2 separate regions of the Mus musculus genome follow, and region 2 is linked to region 1. Evidence: chromatin loops called from intact Hi-C (ENCODE). Cell type or tissue: left cerebral cortex. All regions are shown on one strand. Links, peaks and the distances in the headings refer to the core of each region. The heading gives the core; the rest is flanking DNA.

Region 1 (8,282 bases), core at 3,026-5,525:
AGGTGTTGCTCCCTCTCTCAGTGCAGGCCGTGACAGACAGATTGTAGATATCTCCTGGAGGCAGGCTAAGGATGGCCGTCATGACATTGCGTGTCACCTGCAAGACCATCAAGATTTGTGATTTCAAGGTGGGATGTATGAGCCAGCACCTCACCCTCCACAGCAAGCACACAGGTATGAATTCTAGGCTCTAACAGAAAGCGTAAACCCCCGTTAGTTTACACTGTAGCCAAAGTTGACTATTATGTTATTGCTGGACTGGATTGTTTGAATGTAAGCTCTCTTAAAGTGCACAATACACATCAGCATGGACAGTTTTCCAATGTGTTGGTCCTTACTCTGGTGTCATCCCACATATTCACAACAGCTTCCAGAAAAGACAGTTACTGTATGGTTCCAAAGAAACATAGACATGTTTGTACACACACAGTTGTTTACTTGAAGACTCTATTTCCTGTCTCCTATATAGAGGATTGTATAATCCAGTTCTGACCGATAGATTGCAAGTGGAAACCAAACAGGCAACTAATAGGTTTGTTTTCAAGCCCTGGGGTCTCCATCGCTGCTCTGTTTCTTCCATCAGACTAATGTTTGGACATTAGGAGCGAAGCCTAAATGAGGATGCCACATAGAGGTGGATGGAGGAGCAGCAGCAGAGGGGACCAGGATGACTCTCATCCTTTATTTATACCACTTTCTTTTTATTGGCTTTGGCTGCAGTAGTTTAATCATGGTCAAAAAGCTTAATAAAGCAGAGAGAAGACCCCAATATCCTAAATGCACTCAGATATCTGGGTAATGTGGATCACTGAGAAAATATTAACATGGAAGAGTGGTAGCTTGTTTGATAGCACACAGCATCCCAAAGAAAAAGCTCTCATGTGTCCTAGGATGGTCTTGAACTTGCTATGTATTGAAGGTGACCTTAAACTCCCTCTCACGCCCCCACCTTTCTAGTACTAATAGACTCAGCTCTCAAATTAAAACTTTAAATATAAGTGAGATCAGGACCAGCAGTGATTTCAGCTCCTGTCAAGGACTTGGAAAGGTAAGCTTAAGTAAGGGTTGCGAGCAGCTCATGCCACCAACTGGTTGGAAGCCTGAAGTCAGGAATCAAAGGAACGTACACTCTTTTTAATTTTCTTCCTCCCTTCTGCAACGACCATCCAGTGCAGCATTCTAGAGTGGGACAGGTCAGTGGTGGCATCCCCATAGGTCCAACTGATGTACAGCAGGCTGTTGAAGTACTCCACAGACGTGATTTCTGGAGCAACGGGGGCTGCGAGGAGAGAGGTAAAGCTTAGGATAAAGACTCGTGGCTGATGTCCTCCCCAGCCAAGTGTGAGAGCCGCAATGAAGCTGCCATTGAAAGTTCAACTTCAAGCCAGGCAGTGGTGGCCCATGCCTTTATTGCCAGCATTCGGGAGGCAGAGTAGATCTCTGCAAGTTCAAGGCCACCCTGGTCTACAGAGCAAGTTCCAGGACAGCCAGTGCTACACGGTGAAACCCTCTTTTGATAAAACAAAAAAGAAAAGGAAAGAAATTCAACTTCATACCACATGACAGTATCTCAGAACCAAAAATGGAAGTCAGCAATACAGGCTGGGCACTTGCTCTGTGGGACTGTCTTAGACACAGATGGCTGGACCTATACCCACCTGAGGATATCAAGACCTCCTGTGTAAGCTGCTATTTCAAGATGCTTAAAATGTTTGATTGTTCAAGCATATTGGGTGATAAAAGACATTGGTAATTATCACAACAACATTGAGAAATCTGAGGCCCTCTAATATTAAATTTCTCACTGTGGCACATGAAAGGTACTTAGGAGACCAAAGAACAGTGGGGGCGATGGAAAGAAAGAGAAGAGAAAGGTGCTGGAAGGAGATCTGACGACTGTTATTTCTGACATAACACAGTGACGTCACTGATAGAATCTAGCCCCGTGCTCCGCACAAAGGGGGGTCCGGGTAAAGGCAGCTGATGTAAGCAATAAAGAGGAAAGGATCTTAAAGTCATGCCCGAGGTGTAAGCCTAGTACCGGGGCTATTTCTTTAACCCACATTCTAACACTTTAAAACTAAATGCTAATTTAATTTAAAATGTAATATTTTGCTGAGGAGAAAATTTTATTTAAACGTCATATGATATAAGCTCTGAGGGTGTTTGTGAAATTATTGTTTAAAGTGTTCAAAAATTCTAAAGATCTTAAGGAACAAATATACAATTAAATTCAAATTGCATGTTCAAAGTGCCTAGAAAGCAAACACTTTACCCCAAGGCATGGCATAATTTCAACCAAAATCTTTGAAGTAGAATTTCTAGAAATTATAAGAATCATTCCTTTTAATAGGACACTAATAGGTAGTAAGGATTCTTAGTAGACAGTAATTTCAAGACCTACTAGCCCCTAAAGGACTCACCGCATGTGTAATGTGTAACAGCTGCACAGTATCTATATGGAGCACGTGTTTACATGCATGCCTGCACTCCATGTGTGTTTCCCACGAAGTATGAGCAGCCGCTTCCCTTGTGTCTAACAACACAATCCCTAAATATCAGCAATGCTCTCTCCGTTTGGGTCCTGAATGTCTATTCAAAGGCTGTGGAGGCGAGGGATGGGATCTCAGGGATGGGACCCAGTGAGAGGAAGTAGGTGACTGGGGGTTTGACCTGGAAGCATATACATTGTGCCTGGTCTCTTCCTCTTGCTCTGTCGCCTTTACCTTCCAAATGCCAGGAGCTGAGTGGCTTGGCTGTTTCAGAACTTTCATGCCACGGCGTTCTGCCTCATTATATACTAAAACCCAGAATCCATGAGTTCACAGAAACGATTGCTTATTATAAGCTGGTTGTCTCAGGATATTCCGTCACAGTAATATAAGACAAAAATGTCCATATCATATTCCATAATGATCTAACTCAGAGAAATGCCTATGATTTTTGATAGCCTCTTAATATATTCTAGTATACTTCATCATATATAGGTACCTTTACCTTGCTTTGTTCGAAGGAGTTTTTCCTTATATTCTCATATTGGTGAGGGTAAGAAATACACTTAAAATTACAAGTCAAGAAGTATGTACATGGCCCTCTTCACAGGGCTGAGCCTTCAGATTTGGCACTTACTGCTTTAAAATCTCACATATTGCCAAAGGCCACAAGATGTCACTAGTTGTTTATTAATCGTTATTTAGTATACTAAAATAATTACTATGAACTTGACTTTCAGACAAGTCCCCTAACCCTGGTAGTGGATTGAAGTCTGAAGAAGTCAAAGTTAATTCTTTTGGCAAGGGAAGTAGTGAGGCCTGAAGCACTGAACCCAGAGCCTCCTGCAAGCTAGCAACAGCTCTCTCTAACCTTGACCTACACACCAGCCTCCTGCCCTGTTTGTTTTGAGACAACATCTTACTACATTGCCCAGGCTGGCTTTGAATTCACCCTTGTCATCTTCCCATCTCGAGCTCACAAGTGGCTGGGACTACTGCCCTGAACCTTTATAGACAGTTAGCTCGTCTCCTTTTACACCATACGATTTGACAGTTAGGATTAAAATGTAAAACAGAGAAGAGCAATTCAGGAGAACCTCATGTTTAAAACATTGCGTTCTTATCTGAAGTAATAAAGTCAGACAAAGAACTAAAGGGCTACAATTTCAGCTACTTAATATATAAATATACACATAAGTTTATATGTATGTATACATGCATTTGTATATATACTTTATTCTTGTCTCCCCTCGTCAAATATTTTAATGATCTATGTGATACAGTTTAATTCTCACACTGTGCTATTACTAGACCCATGTTTTAGATGTGAGACTTGAAAACAGTTGTAGCAAAACTCTAGACTGCTAATGCCAGCCTGACTGAGCTGTTCCTCAAGAACAATACAACATTCTCAAAGATCATTTCATTTGAGATAAAATATTAGTCACTAAGGTAGATAGGTCATTTAGAGACTTGCTACATCTCATCTAAACTGTTGTACATTTTACTCCACTCCAGGCAGGTCCTAATATCATTTTATTTTACAGATTTTGTTTATATTTTTAATTACATGTATATGTGTGTGTACACGGGAAGGATGGTTGTGAACAGGGGTGCAGTGCCCAGTGAAGCCAGAAGGTGTCAGATCTCTTGGTGCTGTAGTTATAGGTGGTTATGAGCCACCAGACATGGATGATGGAACTAAACCCAGGTACCCAGCAAGAGCAACAGGAATCCCTGAGTGCTGAGCCATCTTTCTAGTCCCAGGTGATCATTTTAAAAGGCACAATACTGCAGACAGAATCCCAACTCTTGGTACTTCACTATTGCTGCTACCCAAGGCTGTGAAAGCCATAAGCTAGATTGTGAACTTTTTGCTGTGAAAACCAGTTGGCAGGATCTTGGCGAGTTCTGCTGCCAAGAAAAGGAGGTTCAAAGATCATTGAGATGCTTCACTCAGATGTCTGTAACCAGAAATGAGCAGAGCCAGTTCAGAGGCCTCGGCTCTTGAAAGGAAGGGAAAGGCACCGATTGTACCTAGGGAGAGAAGGGCACCCATTCTCTGAAAGCAAATCTCCATGGAGCTACTGTGGAAGACTTAGTGCTCTAGTGAAATTTAATTATAATTAGACATGTGCTTATTAATGCAGTTTGACTGCTGGCCACAGTGTTTACCTAGTGATTGGCACCACATCCACTTTTGGGGTTTTCTCATTGCCCCTTCTAACATGACTATTGACATCTGGAACAGAGGGCATGCTGGATCCTGGAGACTAAAGGAAGTGGCACACCAGCGTTTTGTCATTTCCACTCTTTTCCCAATACAGCTCTCCGTGCAATGAAAGTTCTTGAACAGTGTTGGTCCAAACAACGAGGGTTATTGCTTCTTTCATTTTTAAGATTTATTTTGTTTTAAATTTATGTGTGTGTGTGTATCTGTGTGAGGTTATACACATGTGAGTGCAGGTGTCCATGGAGGTCAGAAGGGGGATCGAGTCCCTAGAGCTGGGGTCACACGTTGGGTGCAGGGAACTGAACTCAGCTCCTCTGGAAGAGCTTCAGGTGCCTCCTCCCCAGCCCCAAGGTCAGTGCCTCACTGAATGAATTATTTGTATTGTTTTCTCCAATCATTGTCCATGGAACTTCACAATTTATGGCTTTGGGGGGGGGGAAGGACTAAGACTGATGTAATTTAAGCACCTTAACATGGTGCCCTGTAATTTGCTAAGTGGTTTGTTCAATAGAGACGTCATCGTTGCTTGTCAGGGTGGAAATAAGTATTCCCCATCATTCTCTGGTGTGCCTTATACAGACCTGAGGCTTGGGAAACTTAACTTGCTCAAACTCACAGTGACCTGAGGCAGAACCCCACTGGTGTGAACCCTTCCTCCATGGCACTCAGTGGACTCTAGTACCAACAGCCGGTGAGGGCAGAAATGGAGTAATTAACGAGGTTGTGAAACACTCTCCGAGGTCTGATGACCTAATACGTAACATCAGTCAATCATCAGTCAATCGTGTAGGGGAAGCTGAAAGCTGTGTTTGCTGCCTCCTGCTCTGCTCTGATGGATGCTGGCTGGAGAGCACACGCCAAGGGCAGTGTCTCCAAGTAAGCAAACGTCAAGGGCAGTAACTGTGGATTTTAAAGTCAGACTCTCATTTCTAGTGCTTATCAATTAAATGCGAGACAGCGGAACCAGGGGTGTATCTTCCATGAAGATGCCAAGGCAGTGGTGAATTGCTGGCATTTTCTGTGCATGTGACCCCCTGGTACCTGCTCAAGATGGCGTTTCCTGTGGGACCTTTCTTTTCTCCAGCACTCACCTGTTATGAAGCTGATGGTGGAACTGTCACAACAGCTCAGCTCTGGATCTCCCCATGTCACCATGGTTACGCGGAAGTTGTAGTACCACGCTGGCAATAGGCTTGCTATTCTCTGAATAAGGATGGAGGAAAATCACGAGACAAAAGATTAAGGGGAAAACAGTATTTATGAAGTTGATTTACTTTCCTTGGGTCATGATAAACATTAATAATTTTTGTTTTCTTTTTCTATGCCTTTAGAGTTATTTTTGAAGTGAAATGAGCCATAAATGAAATGAGATATATAATTTTTAAAAAATGATTGAAAGACAGAGTAAATATGGGTTATTGCTTCGCCATTTCCAAAGATATAGTGCATAATGAAATAACACTTATTGATAAGTGTTTGCACTTATTTGTTTCCCTGCCTCTAGGGAAAGGGGATAGTATTATTTTAGGATGATGATGAGCAGAAGTCTTACTGGGTGACAATGACCAAACTGTCATCTGTCTGGAAAGCAACTGTGTGCTTCAGGTGTCACGCATTGGTTGCCTACACTTTGCAAAATGAATCTAGTCTCAGAAAGAACAATTACTACATAAGCTGTGAAAGCTATTTCCAAAAGGTTAGCAATGCAAGTATTTGTTGATTTGTACAGGCTAAGTGGAGTCATGGCTAGAGACAGACAGTGTCAGTCAACTGTAGAAGACCAGAGGGAGGTCTCTTGTGATGAGACCTCTTGTTAAGTCTGCTCGCATTGGAGGAAACTCATTATGAGAAAAATACCATCTGGGGTGAAAGTTAGTTTCACAACTAACTTTATCTCTCTCTCCAAAGACAAAGACAGAATCTAAACCTAAAAGAAATATGAGACCACGGACCAGCAACCAAACAAGAAGCAAGAGTGGCCTAGAATGCCTCTAATCCCAGCATTGTTAAAGCAGAACTAGGCACCCCCAAAGGTCACTGTCATCCTTGGCTACATAAGGAAGGCTCTCTCAAAACCAAACAATACAAAACAAAACCAATTAAACTAAATAAAACCCAACTACAGCAATCAAAACCCCCAAAGTCCTTGAGAACATCTGTCTGCCTATGCAGATCAAATAGCTATCTTCCAAAATGGCCTCGTGCACGGATGACTTTCTCTAACATAGATGTGACACAGGCATGACCATTCACACGAGAGTGCACCAGCTGACTAAGGGAAGATTACCACGGATGCCGTTAAGGAAACTGTGGCTGCTATCTCATAGTAGGTCGTCCACTCTGAGGTCATGGTGGTGGGGTTGAAGTAGAACATTTCAACCACGTATTTTCTGAAGACTCCCAGGATAGGTCGGGTCCAGCTCAGCACGACAGCAGTGGGACCCAAGGGGTAGAGCATTAAATCTTTGATCCCAGTGGGAACTAAAAGAAGGAAGGGTAGAGGGTGAAGAGAGAAAACCGGAAGGGGCATTAGTGTTTGTACTGTGACTTCAACTGGAATGATCAGGGCTGTCATTCTCTTAACTTAGTCACAAAAAACTAGAGTAAATAGATATTTATTTCTGACTTTCTCCTCTGTGTAGTGAATAGGAGGATCTCTTCCAATTATGCAATGCTGCGTATTTAAGGTAGTCAATCCCTCACATTTAGCAGGTACTAGAATCTGTTTATTCAATTCAATGAACCATGGATGGAGACTTGTCCTCAATTTTGCCTTGCATCTGCATTGAACAGGGACAGACTCCTAAAGATTATTTTTCTCTAAACAATATAGTAATCTCTTTGTGTAATATTTGCACTGTATTGAATTATTATAAAAGATTGATTCAGCAATGGCTAAGGTGTATGGGAAGGTATCCACAGGTTGGATGCATACATGACATCACTCTATATTAAGGAACAAGAGTAGCCATGGCTTTTGGTTTCATCTCTGTGTATGGGGAGGCATTCCTTAGAAGTTATATCCCATGCATACTGAAAAACTTATAGTCTGATGCAGGCATATGGAGCACAGCCTCATGATTCTTCCGTTTATGATGAATTCAGATTGAAGGCTGCACCCTTACAACCAGTAGTCTGGCAACAATAGGGATGGATGGATCGATTGATGATTGACTGTGGCTAACAACTTACCAATCGCAAATGTCACAGGATCGGAAGGTGGCCCAATCAAAGGGCCTTTTCTTAAGTACATCACAACCTGGTACTGGGCACCAGGAACCAGGTTCTCAATTACAGGTTTGCTTGAGTTCACCTTAAAGCAAACAGCCAATAAGATTTATGTAGAGTGAGGCTTTCAGAGCGAGACAAAGATGCTGAAGCAAGTTGCTAGAACGTAATAGTTTGACTTTGAAATCCGGCATCTTTGACTCATGCTGGGAGGGAGGTTAGATTTCAGAATTAGGATGATTTATAGTTTATGTGAATTCAGAAGGAGATCCAGGGCATTGAAATTCCACGACTGGATTTAATATGCCCCACGGGTTGCCCCCAATGAA
Region 2 (8,282 bases), core at 2,156-4,655, 300 kb after region 1:
TTTCACTGTCTTTTTTTTTTTTTAATTCTCCAGCAGGCAGAGATTGGTCACAAATACACAGGTGGCCCCAGGTGTGTGAATATTTTTCAGATAGTTGGTCATGCATCAGACATATTGGGAGTGCCAAGACTAAAATGCACAGATGACATAAACACAGCATCTAAGGGTGGCTGGAGTATTGCTGGCTGTGTTGTTTACACCATCTGACAGGGCGGATGAACTGCTCCGTGTTCGAAGCAGCAGAAGCCTTTCTGTGTTCTGGAACCATTAGCAGATGGCCGTGGCTGCTGTTTGTGATTCCAGTGGATTTTTTTTTTTTTGGTGTCGTTTTATTTTTTTGTTTTTGTTTTTGGTGGTTTTTTTGTTTTTTGTTTTTTGTTTTTTTTCTTTTGACCAAAGGACATCAGCAAACTCTGGATTGCTTCTGATTATCAGGTTCCCCTTCATTCTGCATTGAGTTATGGTCAAAGCCAAGTTTGTACTTGGCTTCCTAATGGGCTATGTGAACATTTATAACAGACTTTCTTTCTGTTTTGGTCTGGCAGATTTTGAAAGGAACTGGCCTCACAGGGATGGCAGCATGAAGCGGACCAGGTGGTCATGTCCTGAGGCAATCTGGACAAAGCCTCTGCACTCTGCAGACTGGCAAAGAGACTTGGTGGATAATAGCAACCTCAAAGACATATATCAAAAAGAGAGTGTGCACCCAGCCCTAATACAGCCATCACAAAGTACTTGTGCGCTAAGCAGCTTAACAGAATGTGGTCTCTGTAGCACTGTGAGAGAGAGGTCTGGAGTTGCTGGCCAGCACTTGCTTTCTTCCAAAGGCTAAGGGAGAGTCTGCCCTGTCTTTCTCTGCTAGCTTCTGGCAACTTTGAGTATGCCTTGGTCTTTCTTCTGTTTTTCGTATTCATGTATTGATTCATTTGTTCACTTCTGCATGTGTGCACACAAGGGCATGTGCACATGAACACCTGTGAGTAAACCTGTAGGCAGAAGAGGACACTGGGTATCCTTTCTACCATCTTTCTTCTAGTCTTTTGAGGCAAGATTTCTTCTTGGATGTACATTTTTGTCTTTTCCAGCTCAGCTGGCATACGGCAAACCCTAGCTATCCTTTTGTCTCCATCTCTCATAGAACTGGTGTTATAAACATGTAGAGAGAACCCAGCTTGTCCCTCACGATTATGTGGCAAGTGCCCTTAAGTCCTGAGCCATCCCTCCAGTCCCTGTATTCATGTTTTAACATCACCTAGTTCTGTGTGTATCTGTCTCTGTTATCAAACTCCCCTTTTAGAAGAACACAGTTGTAATTGATAACAGCCCAGGAAGCCATCTTAACTGCATTAACAATAAAGTCTGCAAAGACTCTGTTTCTAGATAAGGTTACATGTGTGAGGGTGGGGACTTTAGGGTCACTGAGGAGAAAAGAGTGGGGGTAAAGACTTCGGGGGTCACTGTGGAGGACACTGTTCAACCTGCAAAACTCTCCATCTTGAAAAATTCCCAAGGAATGTAATGTAGAGTTGTGGAGTGTGTAATGTATAGTGGAGTGTATAGACTCAAATAATTTGCCTTTGGTGGATGTATTTATTCCAGATGCCTTATCTAGGTGCGGGGCAAACAAAACATCAAACTTTGGATCTCTTCTTTTTTTATAAATTACAATTATTCTTTAATTCCGAATTTCCCAGGGACCGGTTTTTACTAGATCCGCCTAGAACTTGCTAGCATTTTTCTGAATGGTATTGTTCCTCTTTCATTTGTAAACCTTAGAGTCTCTCTTGCTTTTTAAACTCACATCTAAAGATCAGGATAGAGAATTTCTTTTATGAACAAAGCACGCATCTCCAGTCCTGTTGCAAGGGAAATTTAATGAAAGATCATTCATTTGAAATGAACAAGGCTCGCACTCTGGGCTCCTACGCTCTCCCTTCCAGAGCCATGGCCTTCACAGTGGTTGGTAGTGTTGTGTAGAAACGGTAGATCATTTTAAAATTCAAGATGAACGCCAATCACAGTGCCCCCTCCTTTCTTTATGGAATCCCTGGGTGACCCTGAGGCTGCAGAGTGACTGGAAAAGCACTGACCCAGAAAGTCAATGTGTGACAAGTCACATTTTCCTTATTACTTAAGGGAAACTGTGCTGTTAATTTTTATTCTTAATCCATCTGCTAAGTGTAAACCCATGACTCACTGAAGTGCCTTCCTCCTACACTGTAAATATTAGGACTTACAAAGAGGCTGAGTCCACGCCAGTGAGCAAGTTCTTTCCTGTATTTATTCACTTGCAGAGGGGCGGCTGGGGGAAGCATTTTTTTTCCCTAAGTAACAGCAGAAACTTTAGTCATTAAAAAGCAATGTATTTTCAAAGAAAAGTTATACCAATAAAAGAATCTTTTTTAAAGATAATAATATAATTGCATTAGGCTTTAATACCTAAAAACATGCAGGCTGGCTCTGGTTCTAATCAAAAACAGCTCTGTTAAACTTCAAATACTATATACAAAGTCAATTTAAAAAAAAGGTTTGATTTTGGCAGATGTCTATTCCAAGTAACAGGGAACCATGAGGCAGGAGCCCCACCTGGATTTGGCTTCCCCAGTTCAAGTCATTATACCTTTTCTAAGACAGGCTGATATGATAACTTGGCCACAGTATCACAGAAGGGCACAGTGTCACACACGGCCTCTGTCCTTCTAGCAGTCTCTCGCCTGTATCTGACCTAGATCAAGGAGCATAAAGTAATAATTCCTCCATTGTGAGGTGCCTACGCTGTCCAGAGCAGGAGCTTTCCACCTGAACTTTCTCTGGGCTTTTGAGTTTGGAGGGGAGAGAGCACTGTGCACAGTAACTTCAGAGACAGCCTACATGCCTTGGAAGAGGGAGCAGAAATAACAGACAGTATCCGAAGCAGGCACACCGATACATTTAGAAGCACGTGAGTCACCCTGGGGCAGGCAGAGGTGCTGAAGGTTAGGCTTCTTAGTAATATAACCTCAACATCGTTGCACCTTGGCTAATCGTCTCTGCTTCCCTGTCTGCCTTCTCTAGTTGCCTGGCCTCTGCGCTTTCCATCCAAGGGACTATCATTCTCTGCTTTGTCCTTGTGAAATTTGGTGTGGTTTTTTTTTCCCACCAGAACCTTCCTGTTTTCTTTTGTTTATAAAGATTAGGTCGTCTCTCTGTCTTTTAACAAAAGCCAAAGATGAGGCTAAAGGATCTCTTTGGTTGCCAAAAGGACAGTAGCCACCCTTCTTGCCGTGAAGAGCAGTGGAATTTAACAGTGCAGGACAAACCAGGCCGTGTCTTCTGTGTTTTATAATTCCACAGTGGTTGCATGTATTTTGTAATTATCTCTGAAGACCTTTATTAATCTGCAGAGTGCAGACAAGGAGACGCTATTTATTGTTCATTTAAACTGTTGTGGGACAAGTCAGAACTTTGTACAGAGGACACACTTGGCATTTATTGTCAAAGCACAGCTTTTACAATCAAACGATTTTGGCAATTAGAGAGGACCTTAGCAATAAGGGTAGCAGACAGTTCATCAATCTCCTATAAAAGGAATACACATCTTACCTGACTTCTACAGGACAGACCGGCATAATGGGGTGGGGGCATTCTGATGGCACCGAACTTGCTTTCTTTGCAAGGTGGGGAGGGCTTTCAACACCTCTTCAGAAAGCTTCGTGCATTCTGGTGGTGCCCTCTGGTGGATAGATGGAAGGCTTAGCTGACACCCCTCAATTTAGGGGCATTTGTTTTCTCTGTAGTATTTGTGACTCTTGCTACCATGTAGCTCTCTCTCCTTAATCTTCTTCCCTTCTCAGGAGCCTAGAAGTTTCTGTGACAAGATGGCTTACCACAAACATCACTGGTTTGTGGTCAGGGAGGAGCGTCTACGGTAAAGTCAACCGAAGTGGAGGCCTTAGAGTGGCCTCCTGGTCACTGTGGGCGCAATTTAGCCGTTGCGTGCAAGCATCAGCCTTCGTTATGTTTTTGTAAATGGCTCAAAGCTGCGGGCTGCATCTCTGGCAAACTGCTTATGAGGAACAAAGGAGAAAGAGAATGTTTTTCATTTAAGAGGCATGTGGTTCTTATTGCCTTCCAGAGATTATGTTTTGTTTTCTCTTCATTTTATTTTTAAAGTTAGTTTTCCACTGTGAGATGAAGTGATTTTCATAGGAAATGTTGACAGTGTAGAAGGAGGGAGATGAAGCCCGTCGTACCAGATCGAGGACTGATCTGGGATGTCGCCAACGGCTCAGACTACTTCCTTGGAATGAACGCTGCTACAGAATTTAATGGGCTGATCTAATTTACCTATCTGTACAGCTGCATTGTCTGATTTTTAAAAATCCAATGAGAGCATTGCATTTATGAATTTCCTGTCTCAAATTAGGAATGTTATAATCAGAATGCTAACAATAGAAGCTACTTAGTAATGTCAAACCCTTACCTCAGCGGGGCCCCTTATCTCCATCCATGACCAATCTCTCCCCACAATCCCTGCCAGAGCTTGTTCAACGTCTTTGGTCCCTATTCAACCAGGATTTGTTTGTGTGACAGTAGTAAGCATAGCTTACCAGATCCTTATCACATAGGTCACACACAGCCTGACTGGATTTTACGTCTGACCTTCCTGCCTCGTACCTGTGACTTCTTGGATGAGGAATTTCCAGACTGGGATTCAGAGTCCTCCGTTTACTCCGAGAGAGGGAGAACATGCAATGTCCCTAAGGCCGTCAGAAAAACTCAGAGGAAAGGTTTCCATGATCGACTAATAATGCCTGACACGGGCACCAAAAGGGCATGGTGGAGGTCTGCAGGCCTCTCTCAGATGGCATTAATATACATTTGCATGCACACTCTCTTTTACAAGTATTTTATTAGATAATATTTATTAATCCGGCTTTGGGGTGCTATCGAATTGGAAGCAGAGGAAGGAGGATTGTGAGTTTGGGGCTGGGCAGCTACATAGCAAGACGCTGTCTGAAGATAAATTATAGAAATAAATAACTTAAAAGACTCTGAAAATGCCCTGGGGATGTAGCTCATTGCCCCTATCACAGTCATTATTGAGACTAGCATTACCAATTAAACAGTAATCATTGCAGTGCACATAATTCCAGCACTTGGCGGTCAGAAGTTCAAGGCCAGCCTGAACCATAGAGTATGATGAAGGATAGCCTGGGTTTCAGAATGAGGCCCTATCTTAATAAAACCGAAATAGATGAAGATTGCTAATGAACCACTGTACGAAGAGCTGGTGTTCCGAATCTCTGCTCGATAGACAGCTAACACAGGAGCTGCAGCATCTAGCTCATTCATGCCGATGGCTGTCAGTCATCAGGCCTCACGGGGTGCGCTGTCCAATCCCTGTGGCTTTGGACCTCACAGAACTGGTCAGAGCATTAGCTTTAGTGAGCACCCATTTCTCCCAAGTGGACAGCAGCTCCGCGGCCTCTCTTTCTTAAGCGGCATAGTAAGTCATGGACTCATATGGGCTTGTTTTGGAGGCACTTGGATCTCAGATGTCGTTCATCTGCCTGGAGTAATAGTCTTGCTCAGTGGTGAGTGCCACCAAACCAAATGTTGCTCCTCTTTCTCTTCCTTCCTTCCTTCCTTCCTTCCTTCCTTCCTTCCTTCCTTCCTTCCTTCCTTCCTTCCTTCCTTCTTTCCTCCCTTCTTGTCTTCCTTCCTTTCTTTGGTTTTGGGTACAGATATGAATCTAGAAAGCAGACACAGCAGTTTCCTAGTTCTAGTGCCTCTTCAGGACACTAGAATTGTACCGATGCATGAACGATGGCAGGAAAGGGTATAGTGTAGTGTGTAGTTCCTACTACCCCGCTTGAGGCTCTGGGCAGACTGCACTACCAGCCCCACCCAGGTTCCCTCAGATCTGAGGATGAAACACACAACACACACACACACACATCCACACACGCGCACACACACACACACACGGACACACACACACACAACACACACAACACGCACACACACACACGGGCACACACACGGGCACACACATACACATGGGCACACACACGGGCACACACATACACGGGCACACACACACACACACACACACGGGCACACACACACACACACACGGGCACACACGGGCACGGGCACACACACGGGCACACAAGCTTATTTTTTATATGCTTTAGCTCAATGGCCGGGAAGCCTCCCCTGGCTGCCACACCCTTCTTTTCACTCCCAGCTCAGTACTTCTAACTCTGCCCTCAACTTTGATTGATCAGTTACCTTTAGTCCCAGCTCAGCACCCTAAATCTGCCTTCAGCTTTGTTGCTCTTCTAATCTCCTGCCTGCTACCCCAGGTCCCGTCAGGGAAGAGGCCAATGGCCGCTCCACCTGAGTTCTCACATGGCTGTTGGCTCTCCCTCCTGTGTCTGTTAGCCTGCCTCCTGGGGGCGGCGGGGGTTGGGGGGGGGCGAGGCTGGAAGTTCAGCCTCTTCCGCCCAACTCCTTGTCCGCTAGCATCTTTAATGATCGATCAAGCATCAATTGGGGAACAGGACCTTTTGGGTTCACAAAGAGATTCCCGATCAGAGCACCCGAACACCCCCCCCCCCCAGTGTAGTTCATTAAGGAGGAGGTGCGGAGGGAAGTGGAGATGTGTCCCACCTCCTCAGCTGTGGCCAGGCTCCAAGAGAGCAAGAAGGGAGAGAAGGGATGGAGTGAAGTTCCCAGTGATGTTTTGATTTTCAACTCTCCCAGGTTCCTGAGATAAGGGGATATTCCAGGCAGTTTTATCATGGCTGGAAGAGGCTCAGGTAGAGTGTCAATCAATCTTATATCCCACCCCTGCCGCCTTTTGCATGTCAATCTTTACTGTTTTCTGCTTCATTTTGGACTGGTGAACAGCCTCATATATATATATATATATATGTGTTGCCTGTATGTTATTTTACTTCACACTTCTTTATTTTGTATGTGTGCATGTGTGTATGCCACAGCACACAAGGTCGGAAGGCCACCCTTAGACACCAGTTCTCTCCTTCCATTATGTGGAGCCTGTGAGGAAACTCAGTTCATTAGCCTTGGGAGCAAGTTCCTTTACCCCCTGACCCATCGTCTTTCTCAGAATGTCTCTTAAACCAAAATTTCAGATTTTCTTGACATTTATTAGTATAAAAGGGACTTAATGTATGTCATCACTCTTTTTAAAAATAAGTTTGCAGAATTACAGTGGTTAAAAATAGTCCCACTTCCTCTGTCGTTATTTAAATTGTTTCAACCCAAATTGACTAAAGATTGTTCTGTGGTTTTCCATCTCTTGGCTTGTAAAGGTACACATTTTTGTGAGAGAACATTATATATTTTTTTCTGAAAACAAGTTTTTTTTTAACAATAGGAATTATGCTCACTATTAGCACAGATTTTAATCACTTGAATTTATGGCATTAGAGAGTGGATCATGTAATTCTATGAATTCAACCCAAGCAAACTGTCTTGTTAAATATAAGCTGTATAAGTTTCATTCAAAGTTTACAGAGACACAGTGAAGCTTTGTTTTGTTTGTTTTTTTAGGTTGTTTTTCTAAATAAGATCCATTATTAAATGCCAGCTTAGTTGAAATAAATATAGCTTTAAAACAAGGAAAGGCAAGGAAAGAAGAGGAGAAAGGATAGGGAGGGAAGAAAGGAAGGGGAGGGGAAAGATAGCGAGGAAGGGAGGGAGGAAAGGGGGAGCAGTTCTAAGTTTCAGTAACTCACTTTTACACAGGACCTGCAGACCACTATGAGAAGGACAGATCTAAGGGAGATAAGTTTTTTTCTATTTAAAAATATTTGAAGAAAACCCAAATAAAAATTAAACTAAAGCAGAGGGTCACTCATGTAGGATGCTTCAGTTATTTTCCGCCAAGTTCATCTGCCTGTGTTCAGACTTCTTGCCAAAGCCCAGGCCAGATCCTTAAAGTAAACAGGGATGGGAGGCTGTCTGCTCAGGAATTCAACACCCATCCTTCTCCCTGCTCCCAGCTTGTGTGGCCCAGCTCAATGGGGCCCTTGCTCTGCACCTCAGAGAAAGAGGTTCATCTTATATTATAAGGTTCTAACGCCAATGGGAAGGGCCATACTGGACCTTGTACAATGGTTTCACAGTAGACCAGCCTGGCCTTCCATACAACTTGGTGGTTCATAAGACAGTATAATTAGCTGGAGGTTAATTATTTGACCTGTGTGACTATTAGTGACTGTCACATTTGAAGAGGGCAATAAGCACCTGCATTCCCTTCAGAGACTAGG

The links. Peaks named below come from ENCODE experiments on the same cell type or tissue, not always from the same donor. Only the 100,000 strongest peaks of a DNase experiment are listed, where the experiment ranks them.
Region 2: a loop joins it to region 1, with 2.0 times the contacts of the local background. A loop is called at or near these places in 2 of 42 quality-filtered maps.

Annotation. Positions count from the first base shown.
Region 1 is chr6:137,392,442-137,400,723 of GRCm38, reverse strand. It overlaps Ptpro (protein tyrosine phosphatase, receptor type, O), which reads right to left. Exons shown (of 27, transcript NM_011216.3): 8 at 7,918-8,038; 9 at 7,013-7,206; 10 at 5,817-5,928; 11 at 1,128-1,279; 12 at 1-97. Among named protein-coding and RNA genes, the nearest start is that of Gm52924, 120 kb to the right of the region's middle. In left cerebral cortex, for the core only: CTCF peaks have their summits at 3,149 (motif pointing right) and 4,135; a DNase peak (open chromatin) is centred at 4,176.
Region 2 is chr6:137,094,395-137,102,676 of GRCm38, reverse strand. All of the region lies in intron 2 of Rerg (RAS-like, estrogen-regulated, growth-inhibitor), which reads left to right. Among named protein-coding and RNA genes, the nearest start is that of Gm52923, 14 kb to the left of the region's middle. In left cerebral cortex, for the core only: a CTCF peak has its summit at 3,715 (motif pointing left); a DNase peak (open chromatin) is centred at 3,696.